2 separate regions of the Homo sapiens genome follow, and region 2 is linked to region 1. The links are chromatin loops, found by intact Hi-C in ENCODE. Cell type or tissue: CD4-positive, alpha-beta T cell. All regions are shown on one strand.

Region 1 (5,000 bases):
TCTGGAGGTCAACATGAATGGCATTTACAGGCAGATGGGCCTCCGAGTTGGAGAAGATTGTAAGGGTCTTTTTTAGGCCATTTAAATTTTTTCATTTATCCGTTCATGGATTCAGACAGAATCAGGCAGCACTGAGTAAGTTCCAGGCCCATGACCTCACCACTGTGGAGATGCCAGACGAGGACAGAGAGGCACCCACAACTGAGTCAGCCCGCAGGCACACCTCATTTCTTCCAAGTGTCCCAGATGCAAGATTATCTGGTGTTAGCTTGAGTACAGAGAACACATAACTAGAAACGTCATTCTCTTCCTTTAGAGAAAGGCACTGGATGGTCTGTTTCCTTTTCAAGACTGAAAGAGCCAACGTGTACCCCCAGAAGCCAGTGCCGCTAGGCTGTGTACAGACAAGTATCCTATCCACAAGGAGAAAGGCAGAAACAGACCTGGGGATGGGTTAGTAGGGTTTCTCCACCACATCAGTACCTGTGTATTTCTTTCTAGTTATTTTCCCCTAGAACTTGACAATTTGGGAGCCACAGTACATTTGGTTGTCATATCTCCCCAGCCTCCTCTGTTCCGTGACTCTTTTTTAGTCTTCTGTTGTTTTTACGACCCTGAAAGTTTTGAGAAATGCTGGCCAGGTCTTCTGTGGAATGTCCCCCAAAATGGGTTTGTCTCACTTTTCTCATGATTAAACTGGCAGTTAAGGGGAAGAAAACCGTAGGGCTAAAGCTTTTTGGGAACTTTTTTTTCTTTTTTTTCTTTTTTTTTTTTTTGGCTCTGTCACCCAGGCTGGAGTGCAGTGGCCTGATCATATCTCACTGCAGCCTTGAACTCCTGGGCTCAAGCGGTCCTCCCACCTTAGCCTCCTGAGTAGCTGGCACTTCAGGCATGCACCACCGCCTAATTTTTTTTTTCTTCTCTGTAGAGGTAGGGGTCTTGTTATTTTGCCCAGGCTGGGTCTTGAACTGGCCTCAAGCGATCATCCTGCCTCAGCCTCCCAAAGTACTGGGATTGCAGGCATGAGCCACTGTGCCCAGATCTAAAACTCATTTAATACTCATAATTATATCTTATTCCTTTGCTGGGAATTCCAGTTGTGGCGGGTGACAATGGGTGGCATGACCTGTGCAGATACCTTGGGGGAGAGGGGTGAATCTAATACTTGTGTTGTGAATGAAACCAGATAATAATTTCTGTTTCCACATGTGGAAGCAAGCCACTGATGCTTTTCCATTCTCTCCCCAGCTTCTTCCTGGAGAAGAATATGTTTGTTTTCTTCTTGAACATCTTGCGGCAAAAGTCGGGCCGTTACGTGTGCGTTCAGCTGCTGCAGACCTTGAACATCCTCTTTGAGAACATCAGTCACGAGACCTCACTTTGTAAGGACATTCCTTGGTATTTGCCTCTGTGCTGCTGTGCATGTAGCAGGGTGAAGTTGGGCGTGGTTTTCTGTGTCTGCGCTTACTATTCGTCGGCTCAGGCTATCCTAACAAAATACCATAGACTGAGTGGGTTAAACAATAGAGATTTGTTTTCTCACTGTTCTGGAGCATTGAAGTCCAAGATTGGCCAGGCATGGTATCTCATCCCTGTAACCCCAGCACTTAGGAGGCCAAGGTGGGCAGATCACTTGAGCTCAGGAGTTTGAGAACAGCCTGGACAACAAGGTGAAACCCCGTCTCTACAAAAAACCACAAAAATTAGCTGGGTGTGGTGGTGTGCACATGTAGTCCCAGCTACTCAGGAGGCTGAGGCAGGAAGATTGTTTGTCAAGGAAGTCGAGGTTGCAGTGAGCCGTGATTGTGCCACTGCACTCCAGCCTGGGTGACAGAGCAAGACCTTGTCTCCAACAACAACAAAAAAAAAAGTTCAAGATCAAGTTGCCAGCAGGGTTGGTTTCTAGTGAGGGCTCTCTTCCTGGCTTGCAGACGGCCACCCTCTTGCTGTGCATGGCCTTTCATCTGTGTGTGAGTGGAGAGAAATTGAGAGAGTGCTAGCTGGTGTCTCTTCCTCCTTCTATGGGGACGCCAGTCCTATTGGATGAGAACCCCCACCCTTATGACCTCATTAACCTTAATTACCTCGCCAAAGGCCCTGTCTTCAAATACAGCCACAATGGGGGTTAGAGCTTCAATGTAGGAACCTGAGGGAGACATAGTTCAGTCCCTAAGCCTGTGTTTGTTTCTGTGTGGTGGGTACTATCAGAGGGTTCCCCTCTGCTGATGATGCTGGGGGTGTTTGCAGTTCTTCTTTATGACTTGCTATTAAAGAGTTGGGGTCGCTGAATCATCAGCCAATGGAATAAGCACTGGAAGAAGTAAGACAAGGAAGATCTCTGCCAGAGGGCAGGCAAGGGTGTGTGCATTGGTACCAACCCTCCTGCTTCAGTCCCTCCACCCAGCTAGTGAGTGTGTGACTCCGAACTTCTTACCTGCCCTCACTAAGCCTCAGTTTCGTCATCCGTAATAACCACCCCTGAGAGGCAGGTGCCATCAGTGCTTTCATTTTAACACCCAGGCGCCAGCTCTAGCAAAGCCAGAATAGAGAAGGGGTTTCATCCCAGGCGATTAGCTCAGTGGTCTTCAGTGAGGGGACATTTGGCATCATCTAAAAACATTCTTGGGGGTGCTGCTGACATCTAGTGGGTAGAGGGTAGGGGTGCTGCTAAGGACAGGCCCCCCACAACAGGGAATTACCCAGCCCAAATTGTCCCCAGTGCCGAGGCTGAGAAACCCTGGTTTGGTTCCTAATCCTCCACGCTAGACTGCTAGCTTTGTTATTCCAAGGTGACTTCACCAAGCCCGGGCCCTGCCCGCCAGAAGTGGGGGACAAGTGGCCAAATGTCTATATCAGAGGCAGGCTCTAAGTCCCCAGGACAGGTCTGAAAAAAGTCTGCAGTGGGCAGAAAGAGGTAGAGATGGTGGCATTCCTCTGGCCAAGAGGGAGAGGTGAAAGGGCTGCTGAGTGATGGCTCTCGCAGCCGCCGCTAGGTGGTGCTGCTGCCTCAGAGACGCCTTATGCTTCCCGGTGACCGCAAGTTGACAAATGTGGGCCGACTCCTGTCTCCCTAAATGGTTTCCCTTGTTACCAGCGCCTGTTTCACTGGATGTGAAATGACTGCGGTTTCTAAAAGCTCTGAGGGGAAGATCCAGCTCAGTGGCACAGGCCCTTGACTCAGACTGAACCAGGTCCCAGGCCCAGTTCTGCCCCACACTGGCTCCCTGCACGTGCCTGGACAGTGAAGGCTCCGAGCTGCTGTTTGTGCATCTGTCAAGAGGAGAGCACAGTGGCTGCAGCATAGAGTGGCTGGGCGTGAGCGTGAGAGCAGGTGTTCAGAGCGAGGCACAGGGTCTGGCAGATAGGACATGGCCATGGTGTCGGTTTTATCCTTTAAGGCAACATCACCCTCAGTGTCCCTGCCCTGGGAAGCCTCTCAAAGTCCAGCTAGGCACGGGGTGACTGGATTGAGATGGGGGTGGGGCGATCAAAACTTACGGCTTTTAGAGTGTTTCTCTGAATTATGTGGCTTTTAAAAATTGTATATATTTAATGTGTACAACTTGATTTAATATATACATATACACAAAAAAATGTGTACATTGTGAAATAATCACGGCAATCAAGTGAATTAACATATCCATCACCTCACTTTTGTGCGTGTGTGTGGGTGGGGGTTGTGTGTGCACCTTGGGTGATGAAAATATGCAGTAGATCTGTTAGCAGATTTCAAGTCTGTAACACAGTAGGATGACCTGTAGTCACTGTGCTGTACATGAGAGCTCCGGAACTTACTCATCGTGCGTCGTACCCTTTGATCAGCGTCTCCCCATTTCCCTCCTCCCCAGTCCCTGGTAACCACCCTTTGACTCTCTGCTTCTATGAATTTGACTGTCTTAGATTCTCCCTGTAATTGAGATCATGCAGTATGCGTGGCTTTTCTTGTCCTGGCACCGAAAAGGGTGCCCTGCTGTGGGAAACCCAGGCAGATGCCCCTGGCTTTATAGCCCCTTCACCACAGTGCTTTTATAAGCCCTGCAAAAAGGGTAGAAATCATTGCACGTTTACAGAACTTGGATTTGTAAGGGGTGAGGAGGATAGAAGACCTTTGCTTTTATTTTTGTTTTCTAATCACAGAAGAAAAAATGTCCTCATTGTTAAATAACGAAAAGCCAAATGTTAGAAAAATGTAAAGTCAAGTTTCTGCAGAATTCAACCCTAACGATCCATTGTGCACCAGCCATTCTGCTGTTTGCTTTTCTTTTTCCCACCTTCCCAGTGTATCCTAGATCTCATTGTCCCGTTCTGTAACCCTGCCTGGTTTGGTTTAGGAGTGGCAGCTTGTTGTGCTATAATCTATTTAACCTGACCACGGGCATTTAGGTGGTTTCCAGCTTTTCACTATTACAAGCTACCATTTCACAAATGCACCTGTTGCCTGTTGGGGTTAGTGACCTAAGTGACAGAGTCCCGAGAGACTGAGATTACGTACAGGCTCCCGGGTTTATTAGAAAAGGATACCACAGAAAGTCAGCCACACAGTGAGGGGGTAGTAGAAAAATCCCAGCCTGATAATAGAGGCACCTCCAACTGTCCTATGGTGGCCCCCCACCACCCACAGAGTCATCTCTTGGAGGCCCTGGAAAAGTCCCTGCTGGGGAGTGGAGGGAGCCTGTCGCTGTTCCAGCTCCAGGGTACAGCTGAGAGACTCACAGTTGCACATCTGAAGCTCCCAGTATGGTGTCTGTGCTGCTGGTGGTCTGGAAGCCACTAGCCAGTCACAGCAGGGCTCAGTAAGACACCCCAACAGCTCCTTATCCTGCCAGCCCATTACCCCTCCCTACTTCTCCCCCAGCAAGAGCCAGAATGACACAGAAAGAAAAAGAAGTGCTCTGGGTATCAGAATCACCTGGGTGACACGATACCCATGTTAGACTCCAGGTGGATAAATAAACTGTGGACTATTCAGAGAATGTACTACTATATAGCAAAAAAGAAAA
Region 2 (5,000 bases), 1.1 Mb after region 1:
GTTGGGAGGGAGAAAGGAGCAAAGAAGGGGGAACCCTGAAAGGAGTTCTCTTGAATCTTGGAAGAGATAACTCTGTGGTTTAGGGAGGAGTTTTGGAGTTGCTTTTCTTGGGTGACAGAGCCATTCACAGAAGGGGACAGCACCCCAGGTTGCAAGAGGAGACCCCAGACAAGCAAATGAGGACTGGGGACCATGCGTGGTTCCTCTGGGAGTATGTGGTGTCTATACCTGAGCAAAGCAAATTCACCAGCATTGCTTTCCAGTTGCAAGGAAGGGAGAGCTACCCAGGTTTATTTTGAGTGGGAATAGTAAACGGGTGAAAAATCACCTGTCAGTACAAGGTGATATGACTGCTCATCCCTTCATTGAGGGTCCTGTGTTTAGTATTGGGTTTTAGGAAATGCACAATTTCCAAGGGCTTTCTTAGGTTCCTTTGAAACCTTGGGTCCTCAAACCCTTTGTTTCCCCATCAAGTCTAAAGTTCTATTTCTCCTTGTCCTCACGTTGGATCTTGGAAGTTGTTTGTTGAGGTTGAGGACAGACTGTGGTGGCTCTGCCATAATCTGATGTGATTGGTTTTAGCACTTAGCTCTTAGTGGGCAGTTTTACTGTTTTGGTTGTCAGTGTTGCGGTGGCTGGGCGGACACTGCCCTGGTTGTGCTTCCCAGTCAGCTTATACGGGTTGTGTGCTGTTTGGGGTTCCTGGTTTTCTTTATTCAGTCTTCCCACTGGATCACTGGATGCAGGCCTGTATGCTAAAGTGGGTACAGGCTCAGCTCTGCCATTGGACGGACCAGGGTTCAAACCTTTGCACTTGTTAGTTCTGTGATCTTGAACAAGTTGCTTAAATTTTCGGGATCCATTTCCTCATCCGTAAAATTAGATAATGGTATCTGTCTTGGGGGCCTTAAGGATGAGACGGTCTATGCTGTGTGCACCCCAGAGCGTCAGGCCCACAACAAGTACAAGCCATTCGCGGTTGTGCATCGTGAAGGGGCCCGTGGGCAATCACCTGGGACCGTGTGGACATTGTATCCTCACTGAGCGCTCTCATTGAAGGCTGGGTGGGTCCATGCCTTTGCCCCAGCTGTGGATTTCCACTCTGCATGTTGAGTCCCTGTCTTTGCTTCAGGGAATGTAGTCTGACTCTGCATGAGTTAGATTAGCAAGGATGACAGGGAACTGGGGCGTCTGCTGTAGAAGGCCTCTTAGATGGTATGGAGCCTTTGGACCACGGGGCAGTGGACACGACTTGTGAGCCAAGAGGAGGAGGTCATTTTGGGGGCACTGAGCAGTCTTGGATCCCCCTGGCTCTGTGATGGGATGGAGGGTGGGTGCCGTGCTCTTGTGAGCTTACAGCCTAGTGCGACATAAGATGGGGTTGTGAGGGTCAGGATCTGTTGGTAGGCACAGCGGGGTATCCCAGTAGAGTTTTCTAGAAGGCAGTTAGAGATGTGGGACTGAGATTCAAGACAGGTCTGGGCTAGAGGTGAGGGCTTGAGCACTGTCGTCTTCACGGAGGTGAGAACTGTAGCCAAGACCTTGCCAGATGTGCCGAGGGTGACAGAGGGCCTTGGGGCCATGATTCAGGGCCACCTTCACTCAGGAATCAGAGAAAAGATGGTGGGGAGGAGGGCCGGAGATTAGTGTTGGGAAGGTTGAGAGAGGGGAGCGCCAAGTAGGAGGGGATGGTGGGGTGGGGGCTGAGGGAGGGGTTCCTTGGGCCATTCCAGTTGACCAGGTGGGAGGATGAATGCCCGAGGTAGCCAGGATCTGTTATGGGGTGAGTTGATGCCACCCTCACTGAGCATTCTCATTGAGTTTTACATGCGTTAAGATGTAACATTCGGGAGTCTGAGGCAGGAGGATTGCTTGAGGCCAGGAGTTTGAGACTGGTCTGGGCAACATAGTGAGACCGTGTCTCTAAAATAAATAAATAAATAAATAAATAAATAAATAAATAAATAAATAAATAAATAAGCAGGCCAGTCATGAGGGTGCATGCCTGCAGTCCTAGCTACTCAGGAGGCTGAGGTGGGAGGCTCTCTTGAGTCCAGGAGTTTGAGGCTGCAGTGAGCTATAATCGTGCCACTGCTCTCCAGCCTGGGTGACAGGAAAACCCTGCCTCTAAAAAAAGCGGGAGGGGAAGTGGACTTGAACTTCTTGAGAATTTGGAGTCAGTAAATAACTTGATGGAGACAGCAAGGTAGAAGAAAAGGTTAAAACAATTTTTTTTTTCCTGGTAAGTTTCCCTGAAGTTCAGCCCCTACAGAGCTGGGGGTTCTTGGGGCACCTTGAGTAAGCCAAGCAAAGATGGAGGGAATGGCATGGAGGATGGATGAGGAAGGCACCGAGGCGTGCTCTCTCCAGCACCATGTTCCTTGTCCCCGATGCACGGCTGGTTCCATAGTGGTCATTCACTAATAAGTTTCTTTTTCTTTTTCTCTTTTTGAGACGGAGTCTCACTCTGTCTCCCAGGCTGGAGTGCAGTGACGTAATCTCAGCTCACTGCAACCTCCACCTTCTGGGTTCAAGCAATTCTTCCACCTCAGTTTTCCAAGTAGCTGGGATTACAGGCGTGCACTACCTCGCACAGCTAATTTTTGTATTTTTAGTAGAGACGGGGTTTTGCCATGTTAGCCAGGCTGGTCTCGAACTCCTGACCTCAAGTAATCCACCTGCCTTGGCTTCCCAAAGTGGTGGGATTACAGGCGTGAGCCACCGCGCCTGGCCCAAGAAGTTTCTTGAGTGAGCAAGGTTTCTCCTGGGTGATACTGGCCTTAATGTCACCATGCAGCCCAAGGCTTATGGATTTGCATGTTTTCCTGGAAGGAGACTTGAGCATTTATGAAAATTGTTCAGGTCCCTAGCCCGTTAGTTCCAGAGACTACTTATGGCCCCAGCTCTTGTGAATGCCTTTCCTAAATGCACTTAATGCAGGGAAAATTGGCCTTTTTAGAAAGCCGCAGACATTGTCAGGAATTAGACCATGCTGCCCTCTACTGTCTGATTCAAGGCACTACAAGCAGGAGCAGTTTTGTCTTAACAGCAAGCTGATTCATTATACCCGGTTTCTGGCCCTGGTTCTGAATATGGACTTCATGCATAATTCCAGGTGGCTCAAGGTCGAAAATGTCACAGGCCAGGCACAGTTGCTCACATCTGTAATCCCAGCACTTTGGGAGGCCAGGGCGGAAGGATTGCTTGAGCCCAGGAGTTTGAGACCAGCCTGGGCAACATAGTGGGACCCCCATCTCTACAAAAAAAAATAAAAAATAAATTAGCTCGGCATGGTGGCACACACCTGTAGTCCCTCCCAGGTACTTGAGAGGCTGAGGTGGGAGGACCACTGGAGCCTGGGAGGTTGAAGCTGCAGTGAGCCGTGATCACACACCACCACTGCACTCCATCTCAGCCTGGGTGACACAGTGAGACCCTGTCTCAAAAAAAAAAAAAAAAAAAAAGTCACAGGTTAAGGGGAAGTATAGGGCTTTTAAAAAAAAATTTTTAATGGAGCTTCGCTCTTGTTGCCCAGGCTGGAGTGCAATGGCACGATCTCGGCTCACTGCAACCTCTACCTCCAGGGTTCAAGCGATTCTCCTGCCTCAGCCTCCCGAGTAGTTGGGATTACAGTCGTGCACCAACACGCCCAGCTAATTTTTGTATTTTTAGTAGAGATGGGGTTTCACCATGTTGGCCAGGCCGGTCTCGAACTCCTGACCTCAGGTGATCCACCTCCCAAAGTGCTGGGATTACAGGAGTGAGCCGCCATGCCCGGCCAAGTATAGGGCTTTCTGCTTCTACAGTGACTGATGCCAAGTCTGAGATTATCTCTGAACAACAGGAAACAGCTGATTAAAATCCAGCTTGCAGGAGAGATGGAGAAAAATTTCTTAGTCAAGTGATGTAGCAGATGAGCCAATGTCTGCATTGTGTCTTTGTCTTATGGAGAACATGTAGTGAGAAAAGTGACCTCTTTCTGTGATTGCTCTCTCTGCACAGATGCCCCCCTCGGAAGCCTGGAGAACGGGACAGGACCAGAGGACCACGTTCTCCCAGATCCTGGACTTCGGTACAGGTTAATATTGAGAAACCCAGTTGCCTGTGGCATTAAAACATCCTATTCACAGCTGTGCATTTTATTCTTTTTTAAAGATAGGAGTGCACCTGCTAGGATTAAAGGGCAAGGGTTTACTTCACATTTATGTTCAGATTTAGTCTTTTTTTTTGAGATGGAGCCCGGTTCTGTTGCCCAGGCTAGAGTGCAGTGGCGCAGTCTCGGCTCACTGCAAACTCCGCCTCCCGAGATCAAGCGATTCTCTTGCCTGAGCCTCCCAAGTAGTTGGAATTACAGGCACACACCACCATGCCTAGCTGATTTTTTTGTATTTTTAGTGGAGATAGGGTTTCACCACGTTGGCCAGGCTGGTCTCCAACTCCTGACCTCAGGTGATCTGCCCACCTCGGCCTCCCAAAGTGCTGGGATTACTGATGTGAGCAGATTTAGTCTTTACATCACAGAAGATGCAGTTGCCAAGGGTCTTAGATCATTACTGCCTCAGAGAGACTGTATAAGAGATGGTAGATGACGAATGTCAACACCTTTTGGGGCATATCTGGGTGCCTCCTCTATTGTTATTTTCTTTTTTTCTTTTTGAGACAGTCTCGCTGTGTTGCCCAGGCTGGAGTGCGGTGGCGCAATCTCGGCTCACCGCAAGCTCTGCCTGCTGTGTTCACGCCATTCTCCTGCCTCAGCCTCCTGAGTAGCTGGGACTACAGGCGCCCGCCACTGCGCCCGGCTAACTTTTTGTATTTTCAGTAGAGATGGGGTTTCACCGTGGTCTCGATCTCCTGACCTCGTGATCCGCCCGCCTCGGCCTCCCAAAGTGCTGGGATTACAGGCCACCGTGCCCGGCCTGTTATTTTCTTAATTTAAATATTTGTTGATATTTGATAACAAGATTTGACCATCCTAGTGTTGTATATTTAAGCCATTTAGA

The links. A loop is a pair of places that touch in the nucleus more often than their neighbours do. Peaks named below come from ENCODE experiments on the same cell type or tissue, not always from the same donor. Only the 100,000 strongest peaks of a DNase experiment are listed, where the experiment ranks them.
Region 2: it touches region 1 in a loop (24-fold over the local background); 9 of 110 quality-filtered maps call a loop at or near these places.

The regions. Positions count from the first base shown.
Region 1 is chr16:10,961,207-10,966,206 of GRCh38, forward strand. It overlaps CLEC16A (C-type lectin domain containing 16A), which reads left to right. Exons shown (of 24, transcript NM_015226.3): 3 at 1,249-1,382. Among named protein-coding and RNA genes, the nearest start is that of CLEC16A, 19 kb to the left of the region's middle. RefSeq lists an enhancer at 4,311-4,390. In CD4-positive, alpha-beta T cell, CTCF peaks have their summits at 2,977 (motif pointing right) and 3,178; DNase peaks (open chromatin) are centred at 3,015, 3,805 and 4,465; H3K4me3 peaks cover 355 bases.
Region 2 is chr16:12,065,055-12,070,054 of GRCh38, forward strand. SNX29 (sorting nexin 29) reads left to right here. Exons shown (of 21, transcript NM_032167.5): 10 at 4,003-4,078. Among named protein-coding and RNA genes, the nearest start is that of SNX29, 91 kb to the left of the region's middle. RefSeq lists a silencer at 2,818-3,112 and an enhancer at 3,007-3,106. In CD4-positive, alpha-beta T cell, CTCF peaks have their summits at 3,007 (motif pointing left) and 3,208; a DNase peak (open chromatin) is centred at 2,997.